Linked DNA regions of Homo sapiens: region 1 is linked to region 2. Evidence: read pairs that join two places in POLR2A ChIA-PET (ENCODE). Cell type or tissue: Caco-2. All regions are shown on one strand. Links, peaks and the distances in the headings refer to the core of each region. The heading gives the core; the rest is flanking DNA. Region 1 overlaps CALD1 (caldesmon 1). Region 2 overlaps CALD1 (caldesmon 1).

Region 1 (5,384 bases), core at 240-5,239, 140 kb after region 2:
TTGTTTCCATTGTAACATATCACCTGGTATTGAGGTTATCTGGGAGGAAATGGTGCCTACATCTAAAAATTGGAGATAATCGGCCGGGCACGGTGGCTTACGCTTGTAATCCCAGCACTTTGGGAGGCCGAGGCAGGTGGATCACCTGAGGTCAGGAGTTCAAGACCAGCCTGGCCAACATGGTGAAACCCCGTCTCTAATAAAAGTACAAAAATTAGCTGGGCATGGTGGCGGGCACCTGTAATCCCAGCTACTCAGGAGGCTGAGGCAGGAGAATTGCTTGAACTAGGGAGGCGGAGGTTGCAGTGAGCTGAGATCGCTCCACTCCAGACAACTGTGAAGAGGCAGATTGGCTTAGGTCATTTCATAACACCAGTTATTATGAGAAGTCTAGTACAGACCTCTTCTTCCTCCACCCTCTTCATGCTCCCCCATATTCCAGGGTTATTCACTGGAATGAAGGAAAATAAGCTGTTTAAGAGCCAGAACCCTACAATTCTAAGCCACTAGACTCTAGCCTGGGGGAGTGGGGTGAGGGTAGGAGCAATTTATCCTTCTTGAGTTTAGAAACTGGTCGGAGATGTAATTAAAGGCCCCCTGTAGCTAGTAATAAAAGGAAGTTTGACACAGAACAGTACTGATAGGGAAAAATAGAAATCATTTCTTCTTTATACCCCCAGTGAGTTGAGACTCCTCAATAAACCAGTCATGGTATCATGGAAAGAATGTTGCATGGTTGTGCCAATGTTTTAATAGATATAAAATCTGAGGTCTTCAGGTCTCATATTCTTCAAATCCTCAAGGAGCAATATTTCCATTTTTCCCATTACAAGACTCATTTCTATTTAAAAGGTTGAGCATGGAAAAATAGAAATTAGGACCAGGGGCTAAGTCCTCTGCCCATGATGATGCTTCTCCACTTGCATACAAACTGAGAATCTTCCTCCGACCACAGCTGTCATGTCTGAAATTACCTTCAAAGCTAAATCTCCACTAGATAATTTAATTTTCCTCAATTAATAATGCAATCTGAATGAATAAATAGGTGAAATTTGGGGGAAAAATGATGGCAATGGTTATTAAGATAGTCCAAGGCAATCTGTTTCATTTACTAGATCTACTCTTTGGGAGCCATGTTGTGACAGGAAAAACTACCAGAAAAAAATTCTCCTTTGACCACCATGTTACACTAATGGACAGATATAGAAAAATAAGTATTATAAAAATTCTAACAGGAATTTTTTTAACAGAAAAAAATTGTTGGCGAAGGATTGATAATATACACACAAGCAAACCGAGGCACTATAATTTACTGATTGCTCTCAGAGTCCAGAATTCTGAATCAATAACTTTAGACTTTTGGTCAATATGGACTAAGCAGATCCAAGAAGCATTTCTACTCTGCTTCAAATGCATAAATGTTGCAGAAAAAATAAGCAAAACATTTACAAACAACACTTAAATGAGCTTGTAAGCAAGAGAAGAACATCTCCAGGTTCCAGAATACAGAGGAAACTCAAAGACAGAGAAGTTGGCCTGAGTTAAGGGTATGATAGCATTCATTGGTAACACGGCAGAAAACTGGAACTGAGCGCCTGTGTAAAGCCACAAGCTAGAAAGGTGGCATTTCATCTACGAACACAAATGGAAACCCTCTACCCATGACAGCCTACTAATGAGGAAGCTAAACCGTGGGCTGGGGGGAGAAAAACCCCTTTTTGTGGGAGGGAATGGGAAGCAAATATGAACTATCTGCTTAGGAATTCCAGCCAAGACACTGATGTGAAACATGGCCTAGAACCAGTGAAACTGACAGGGCCTACCAAAGGCAAATGGGGAAACTATGCCATGGGGATGGCTCTGCAATGCAGGTAATGCCCTAAGACTTCTCAGAATGTTGACCCTTTGCTTACAACTCAGAGGAAGAGTTTTGGAAAATCTTCTTTGGGGCCGGGTGTGGTGGCTTACACCTGTAATCCCAGCACTTTGGGAGGCCAAGGAGGGTGGATTACTTGAGGTCATGAGTTCAAGGCCAGCCTGGCCAACATGGGGAAACCCTATCTCTACTAAAAATACAAAAATTGGCCGGGTGTGGTGGCACGTGTCTATAGTCCCAGCTACTCGGGAGGCTGAGGCAGGAGAATCACTTGAACCCAAGAGGCAGAGGTTGCAGTGAGCCGAGATCACACCACCACACTCCAGCCTGGGTAACAGAGCAAAAAGAAAATCTTTGGATAAACTTGTTCAAGAAAAAGGATCTAGAGATATGGGTATTTGGAGATTGCCATGGGAAGAAAGATAACTGGCCCATTTTCTGCCAGCCAGCACTCCTGAACCCATAGCTTTTAATCAGCTTTTTACTGCCTTGCTCCTATATATGGACAGACAGCCAAGGATCACCAGGATTCTGAGGGAAGAATGAAAGACAGAGACTAGCACAAATAATAGAAAACAGGAACACAGAGAAAACTCAGATAAGGCAGGGGCAGAAAGGCACTGAAAATATAAATGATATTTCCAGGGGCATAGAGAACTACTGTATCTATGAAAGAGGATCAGGATGTTATAAAAAGAAATGTTCAACAACAACAACAACAAAGAACCCTTAGAAATTAAAAATACTATGGCTAAAAACAATATATAGCCAAAGTTAAGGAAACTCTCAAAAATTAGAATAAGATACAGAAAAGTAGAATATAGTTAAGAAAATACAAAATCAGAGAGTTGGTTTAGGAGGTTCAAGCTCTCAATAATTCAGTGACAGAGGAGACTGTGTGTATCAGAACATGGGAAATGAGGAGAAGGAAATTATCACCAAAATTATATAAGAAAATTTCTAACTATAAGATGTGTTTTTCTGGATTGAACAGGCCCATAGTATTCAGAATGAATAAAAATCCACAAACTGTCTCATCTGGGCTTGTGGCCCCCACCCAGGAGCTGACTAAGCTCAAGAGGACAGCTTCTACTTCTATGATTTCATCTCCGACCCGACCAATCAGCACTCCCAACTCACTGGCCCCCTACCCACCAAATTACCCTTAAAAATTCCCATCCTGAGTTATCAGAAAGACTGATTTTAGCAGTAATAAAACTTTGATCTCCCCTACAGCCGGTTTTGAATGAATTACTCTTTCTCTATTGCAATTCCCCATCTTGACAAATCAGCTCTGTCTAGGAAGCGGGCAAGGAGACCCTGTTGGGAGGTTACAGTGCAGGTATGTTTGGGGAAGTTTTAGGAAAAATGATTTCCAGCCTAGAATTCTATGCCCAGCCAATAAATTAATCAAGTATGTCTTAAATCAAAGATACTAAAAACAATTAAGTTCTAAGAAATGTTGTCGTCCCTGGACGCTTGTTCAAGATGCTCTTAGATAATCTTCTTCATCAAAACAAGAGTATAAAGAAGGAGGAATAATGGGAACCAGGAAATGGAGGATTCAAATTTCAGCCCACATACAAAGGAAATTCCTTTCAGTCCTAGGAAGGAAATGCCTCAGATGACTGTGAAGTGAAGATTTAGAACAGCAAGCTGTGCACCAAACCTAGAAAATGCCAAGAAGTTTCCAGAAAAGTCTCTTTAAAGAAAAATAATTGACAAATTACCTGATGTGTTTGACTGTATTAAAAAGGGTTTGACATTCCTGTCAGATACCCTGGGGCAGGCATTAATGATAGAAAACAAACAGGTAAAAGAAACGAAGTCATTATTAAATCATGGGGGATAGTAGCAAGGAAAGTGGTAATATAGAAAGAAAATGTAATCATAGTATACTATGTGGTAAGCTATGAAGTATTCATACAATTATTATAATATTGAAAGTATGGGGAAGATGCCGTATTGAACGGGGAGATTGTATGAATGTACTAAATCCTTATCTCCAACAGTAGAAAGGTAACAAGCAATGTCTAACATTAATGAAGCCACAGTAATCAAGACAGTTTGGTATTTGCAAGAAAAGACAAATGAATCTATAGAACAGAAAAGAAGCTATAGAAATAGAACCATGCCTGGCTGGGTGTGGTGGCTCACGCCTGTAATCCCAACACTTTGGGAGGCCGAGGCGGGTGGATCACCTGAGGTCAGGAGTTTGAGACCAGCCTGGTCAACATGGCAAAACCCTGTCTCTACTAAAAATACAAAAATTAGCCAGGTGTGGTGGCCTGCACCTGTAATCCCAGCTATTCAGGAGGCTGAGGCAGGAGAATCGCTTAAACCCAGGAGGCGAAGGTTGCAGCGAGCCGAGATTGTGCCACTGCACTCCAGCCTGGGTGACACAGTGAGACTGTCTCAAAAAAAAAAAAAAAAAAATTAGACCCACACCTATGCAGGAGATGAATGATTTTCAACAAGGAGTCAATACAATTCATAAAGACAAGGTTTTTTGACAGATTGTTCTGGAACAATTGGATAAATGAATGGGAAAAATGAAACTCAACTGCTATCTGACACCATACACAAATACTCATTCTACATGGACCACAGATCTAAACATAAAAACAAAAACTAAAAGTTTTTTTTAAATAGAAGATCCTTGCAACCTAGATAGAGTATGCAAATATTTCTTAAAGAGAAAAGAAAAAGAACTAGCCATAAAATTTTAAAGAATGATAAATGGGATTTCATTAAAATATAAAACTTTTGTTTATCAAAATACAGCATCAAGGAAATGAAAAGGTGAGCCACTGACTGGGAGAAAATATGTATTAATATAATACATATATCTGACTTGTATCCAGAAAGTATAATGAGCTCCTACAAAATAATAATAAACAGTTTAATTTAAAGATTGGGCAAGAAACGTGAATAAATCCTTCATAGAAGATATACATATGTTCAATAAGAACAAAAAATATGCCGAATATCATTTGTCATTAGACAAATGCAAAATAAGACCACAATGAGATACCACTAAACAACTACTAGAATTGTTTAAATTAGAAAGACTGACTACTCCAAATGTTGTTAAAGATAGGGAGCCACTGGAATGCTAATTTATTGCTTGTAAGTGTTAAAAACAGCATCACCGCAGTGAACAGTTTGGCAATTTCTTGTAAAGACAAACATGTACATTAGACTCAGCAATTCCACTTCTCAGTTTTAGCCAAAAGAAATAAAAACTTGTGTTTACACACACAAACACGGAAAAAGGTACTTGAATCTTACACAGATGGTCCTTGACTTACGAAGATTTGACTTTACAACAGTATGGAACTGTTGCAATTTCAGTGTACTTCAAATTTCAGATTTTGATCTTTTCTCTGGCTAGTGATATGCAGTACATAAGATTCAACATTTTATTATAAAATAGGCTTTGTGTTAGATAATTTAGCCCAACTGTGCTCTGAGCACATTTAAGGTAAGCTAGGATAAGCTGTGATGT
Region 2 (5,384 bases), core at 279-5,278:
GAGTCCTTGATGTGTTGGTATTAAGAGGTGAGACCTTTGGGTGGTAACTAGGTGATGAGGGTGAGGCCCTTGTGAATGGGACTAGTGCCCTTATAAAAGAGGCCTAAGGAAGCCTGTTTTCTCCCTTTCTCCTTCCACCATGTAAGGACACAGGGAGAAGGTGCCACCTATGAGGAATAGGCCCTCACTAGACACCACATCTGCTGGCACCTTGATCTTTGACTTTCCAGCCTCCAAAACTGTGAGTGATAAATTTTGAGATGGAATCTTGCTCTGTTGCCCAGGCTAGAGTGCAGTGGCATTATCTTAGCTCACTGCAACCTCTGCCTCCTGGGTTCAAGTGATTCTCCTGCCTAAGCCTCCCAAGTAGCTGAGATTATTACAGGTGTGTGCCACCACGTCCGGCTAGTTTTTGAATTTTTGGTAGAGATGGGGTTTCACCACGGTGGCCAGGCTGGTCTCGAACTCCTGACCTCAGGTGATCTGCCCACATCTGCCTCCCAAAGTGCTGGGATTACAGGCATGAGCCACCGTGCCTGGCCCCAGTCTAAAGTATTTTGTTATAGCAGCCTGAACAGATTAACTTGGAAGGATAGCAAAAAGATAAATGAACAAAGGCCCTGTATAATCAATAACTAAACAAGGGGCTAAAATCCAGTCTCTATCATATTCTAATAGAAGTTTTCTGGGGAAAAAAATACCTTGAGAGATGAACCTTTAGGAGTGAAACACTTGAATGGTTTCTTGTCATCTGACAAGCCATCTTCTGGCATCTTCTGGCGTTTCTCAGCAGCTTCTGCTCTTCGCCTTTCAATCTCTTCCTTTAGCCTCCTCTTCTCTTCCTAAGAGAGAAAGAACAAATAACGAGGCATCAGTACCAGCTTCACAGCCAAAGGGAAGAGTGCTGTAGGAGAGAGAGCACAGTTGGAGAGGCAGCAGACTCAGGCCGCAGGCTGGACACTCCCCTTCTAGGTGGTCACCAGAGGTTTAGCCTGAGAGCTGGAGTCGAGCTGCCTGCATTTGCATTCTGGTGCTGCTACTTTCCAACTGCCTGACCTTGGCCATGTTATTTATCTGCTCTGTGGCTCAGTTTCTTCATCTGTAAAACAGGGATAACAATAGTACTCATTTTTTAGGGCTTTCGTGAGGGCTCAGTGAGATAGCACATGTAAAATGCTTACACCAAACTTGTCCAACCCATGGCCCAGGGGCCACATCATGCCCAGGATGGCTTTGAATGTAGCCTAACACAAATTCGTAAACTTTCTTAAAACATTATGAGACCTTTTTGTGATTTTTTTTTTTTTTGGCTCATCAGCGATCATTAGTGTTAGTGTATTTTATGTGTGGCCCAAGGCAATTCTTCTTCCAATGTGACCCAGGGAAGCCAAAAGATTGGACACCCCTGGCTTAGACTAACACTCATTATGATGATTTCCCATAGGATGATACATAATCACCACCATCCTGTGGGTCATTAACAATGACCTCACACTTCTGTATATGTAAAAGGGATATGAATATTCCTTCTACCTACATCCTAGGAGAGTTGTGAAGACAAATGAATAACTTATGTGAAAAGCTATCTAAATCTGTGGTACTATATTTGCCAGATGGTACAAGAGGTGATTTTATGGTTGCTCCCCGCTTCAAGTGAATATATAATTTTAGATGGTTTGACAAACCTGAAATGCTCTAGACGTTGAACCATGGTAGTGCAATTGCAAATGTTTACAGACTGTCTCATTAACCCCTCTGTGTCTTCATTCCTAGTCTAGAATACTCTGTCTTCTCTATCAGGGCTCTGATCAAGTTGCACAACTTGATTTTCTGAGAGATTTAATGCAGTCTTTGGTAGTTCTTAAGCTGTGAGATCATTATCACTGCATGTTCTCAAGCAGAGACTAGATGTTCATCTGTCAGAGGATGTCACAGAAGGATCCTGTGTTTGGTAGTTTAGCCCAAATAATCTCCTAGGTCCAATCCAGTTCTAAGACTTCGTGATTTCTCTTCAGCCTTTCCTGATACTCTCCTCCTCTGAATAATAATCATAATAACAATGATGGCAATAATGATACCTACTAATTTTTGAGTGCCTAGAATGTGCCAGGCACTGGGAGCACAATGATCTATTAAATTATTGGAAGAATCCTGCAAAGTAGATATTATTTCACAGATAAGGAAAAGAAGACACAGAGTAGTCCAGTTTTCCCAAGGCCCCAGCTTGTTAGTGACAGAGTTAGGATAGAAGACTGGGTGTGTTCCGAGATTGCACCACTGCATTCCTGCACTCCAGCCTGGGTGACAGAGCAAGACTATGTCTAAAAAAACAATAAAAAAAAAAAAGCCTGGGGTGTGTTTAACCCCCAAACTCTATCATCCTGATTACTTCCCATACTTCCCAACCAAAGGTCATTGGCTCATTGAAAGTTGGAGTTAAAAGAGACCTCAAAATAATGTATCCAAATTTTCCATACAGTTCAGGAAAATTTTGCATAGGATCCTTGTCAAAATGCCATTGAAAGTCTTTTTTTTTCTTCATATTTTGAATGATGGGAGATCGCTATCTCAAAAGCTCTGGGCTCTGAGTTGGAAAAGCGGGGTCTCCTTACTGATTCTACCATTTATTAGTCAAGAATCTTCAAATAAGTCACTCAAACTATTTGATTCCTGGTTTCTTTGCCCATAAAATGAGAACGATGTACCTCAGGATGAAATGAAAGAATGCACTTTGTAAACTGTAGTACTGTAAGTTGTAGTTGGTTAAACATTATTTCATATGCTGAGCCAAAATGTTCCTCCTTGTAACTCTATCTGCTGTTTTTAGCTCTGTCTTAAAAGATGAAACAAATCCATCTGTTTATAATGATGGGGCTCTTCCTGCATGTCAGGCACGGTATGGGGTCCTGGGTATACAGTAATGAACAACGCAGATACTGTCCCTGCCTCTTTATATTCTAATGTACTTACTTGCTCATTAAAAAAAAAAAAAGATTTAAAAAAATCTTCTCTATAAAAACTCTCCAACTATTAGAAAACCATAACTTCATTCTGGTAACTAATTTGCAGACCTTTCATCCTTTTCAGCTTTCTAACTTTTCCTTTTTGAGAGGCAGTAAAGGGTTTTAATGATGGGGCTCCTCCTGCATGTCAGGCAGACTCAAGGGAGACCTTGGGAAAGTTACAAACAAAAACAAAAACAAAAACAAAACCTCTCTGTGCCTCAGTTTTCTCATCTGTAAAATGGGGATTAGTACCTAGGTCAGCGAGTTCTTAGAAGCAGTGGACAAATTAATACATCTACAAGTTATAAAACAGTACCTAGCACATGGTAAGTTTATTATTCTTAAAAAAATATTTTTGAGAGCCCATGCTCAAAAGAACAGCCGCACGGCACTAGGGAATTTTCCCGGGCAACGTTCTCAGTGGGCTAGCGCCCGCCTTACCTCCTCTCTGAGTTTTCGATCGGCTTCCTCCTGCTTCCTCCTCTGCTCTTCCTCCTCCAGGACCTTCCTTCTCTCCTCCCTCTTTTTCTTGAGTTCCTCCAGCTCCAAAGCCGCCTCCTGCTGCTTCTGTTTGAGCTTCTCGAACTCTTCGCTCTCGGTCTCCCCGCGACGACGACGAAGCTCCTCCAGCCTTTTGCCGGCTTCCACCTGGGGGGCGCCCTCAGCCTCCTTGGTGTCCACGCTGGCCCTCCCTCCAGGGCGGCTGTGGTTGGGGGGCAATGGAAAGGGGTTTACATGCTTTTGCCTGTAGTCTCCCTGGAGGAAGGGGAGGTCGGTCTGCGGCTTCTGCATCCCCGACTAAATACCCACTGCCTCTCATTAGCCCAGGGGGTAGGCTGGGGAAGGGGTCTGCCCGGAATCACAGAGTCCAGGAGCCTCTGCTCTTCCACTTGTGCTTCGTTTCCTCAGCTGTAAAATGGGACAAATATGCACTGTAAAATGGGATTGTAAAGTTGTGCAGCTGCTATGGAAACAGTATGGAGGTTCCTCAAAAAATCAACAAGAGAACTACCACGTGATCCAGCAATCCCACTTCTGATACACTTCTAAAAGAATGGAAAGCAAGGTCTTGAAGAGACATTTGTATACCCGTGTTCATAGCAGCATTATTTACAAGGACCAAGAGATGGACGCAACCCAAGTGTCCATCATAGCAGGAATGGATAAATAAAAGGTGGTCTAGCCATACCATGGAATATTATTCAGCCTTAAAAAGGAAGGAGAGGCCGGGTGCAGTGGCTCACGCCTGTAATCCTAGCACTTTGGGAGGCCGAGGCGGGCGGATTGCCTGAGCTCAGGAGTTTAAGACAGCCTGGGCAACACAGTGAAACCCTGTCTCTACTAAAATACAAAAAAAAAAAAATTAGCCGGGCGTGGCGGCGTGTGCCTGTGGTCCCAGCTACTCTGGAGGCTGAGGCAGGAGAATTGCTTGAGCCCAGGAGGCAGGGGTTGCAGTGAGCCGAGATTGTGCCACTGCACTCCAGCCTGGGCAACAAAGCGAGACTCTGTCTGTAAGAAAAAAAGAGAAAAAAAAAAAAAAGGAAGGAGATCTTGTTACCTGTTACAACATGGATAAACCTTGAAGATACTATGCTAAGTGAAATAAGCCAATCACGGAAATCATACAAATATTGTGTGATTCCACTTATATGAGGGATCTAAAGTAGTCAAATTCATAGAGACAGAAATAGAACTGTAGTTACCAGAGGCAGAGGGTGGGCGGTAGCAGGAAATAAAGAGTTGCTGTTTAATGGGTGTAGTCTTTCAGTCTTGCAAGATGAAAAGAGTTTTGGAGATCTGTTGCACAACAATATGAATATGCCTCACACTACTTAACTGTACTTTTAAAAATGCTTAAGATGGTAAATTTTAGGTGATGTTTGTTTTTACCACAATTTTTAAGAAGATACATGCTACAACATGGAAAAATGGGTAAATACTATTTATTCTATTTACCTCAGTGGGTTGCATGGGCTTATGTATTATATCAGTATGATATCATACTGATATCATACTGATATACTATAATTTCTATATCATCTACAGTATAAATATTAGTTGTTATTAGAAAGGGAGGCATGTAGTCCAAAAGGTTACTTGTGAATGAGTTCAAAAGTCTTGTAGTGGCCTTACTAGTCCTTTCCCGTAAGTTACTGGTTAACTTGGGTCTGCCTGGAGTAATGGATCAGGAGGGAAGACAGAAAGGTTCAGGCGCTGGGAATGGGAAAAAGTGGCTGTAACTAAGGGTAGGCATTGAAGTAAATCCATCTGTCCACAACTGTGCCTTGAGCTTGACTCTAGCAGCTGATCTCTGGCAGACGAAATTACCCATTGCCTCTTGATTAAGAGCTAAACACAGTGATTTATGTCTATTCTTAC

Evidence for each region. ChIA-PET counts read pairs that join two places held together with the same protein. Peaks named below come from ENCODE experiments on the same cell type or tissue, not always from the same donor. Only the 100,000 strongest peaks of a DNase experiment are listed, where the experiment ranks them.
Region 1: POLR2A ChIA-PET joins it to region 2 with 6 read pairs; 2 of 35 experiments call an interaction of 5 or more read pairs at or near these places.

Annotation. Positions count from the first base shown.
Region 1 is chr7:134,802,625-134,808,008 of GRCh38, reverse strand. All of the region lies in intron 1 of CALD1 (caldesmon 1), which reads right to left. All of the region lies in intron 1 of LOC124901750 (a long non-coding RNA gene), which reads left to right. Among named protein-coding and RNA genes, the nearest start is that of CALD1, 26 kb to the right of the region's middle. In Caco-2, for the core only: no CTCF peak of the experiment used is centred there; no DNase peak of the experiment used is centred there.
Region 2 is chr7:134,945,832-134,951,215 of GRCh38, reverse strand. CALD1 (caldesmon 1) reads right to left here. Exons shown (of 15, transcript NM_033138.4): 8 at 3,447-3,708; 9 at 702-842. Among named protein-coding and RNA genes, the nearest start is that of AGBL3, 38 kb to the left of the region's middle. In Caco-2, for the core only: no CTCF peak of the experiment used is centred there; DNase peaks (open chromatin) are centred at 2,265 and 5,210.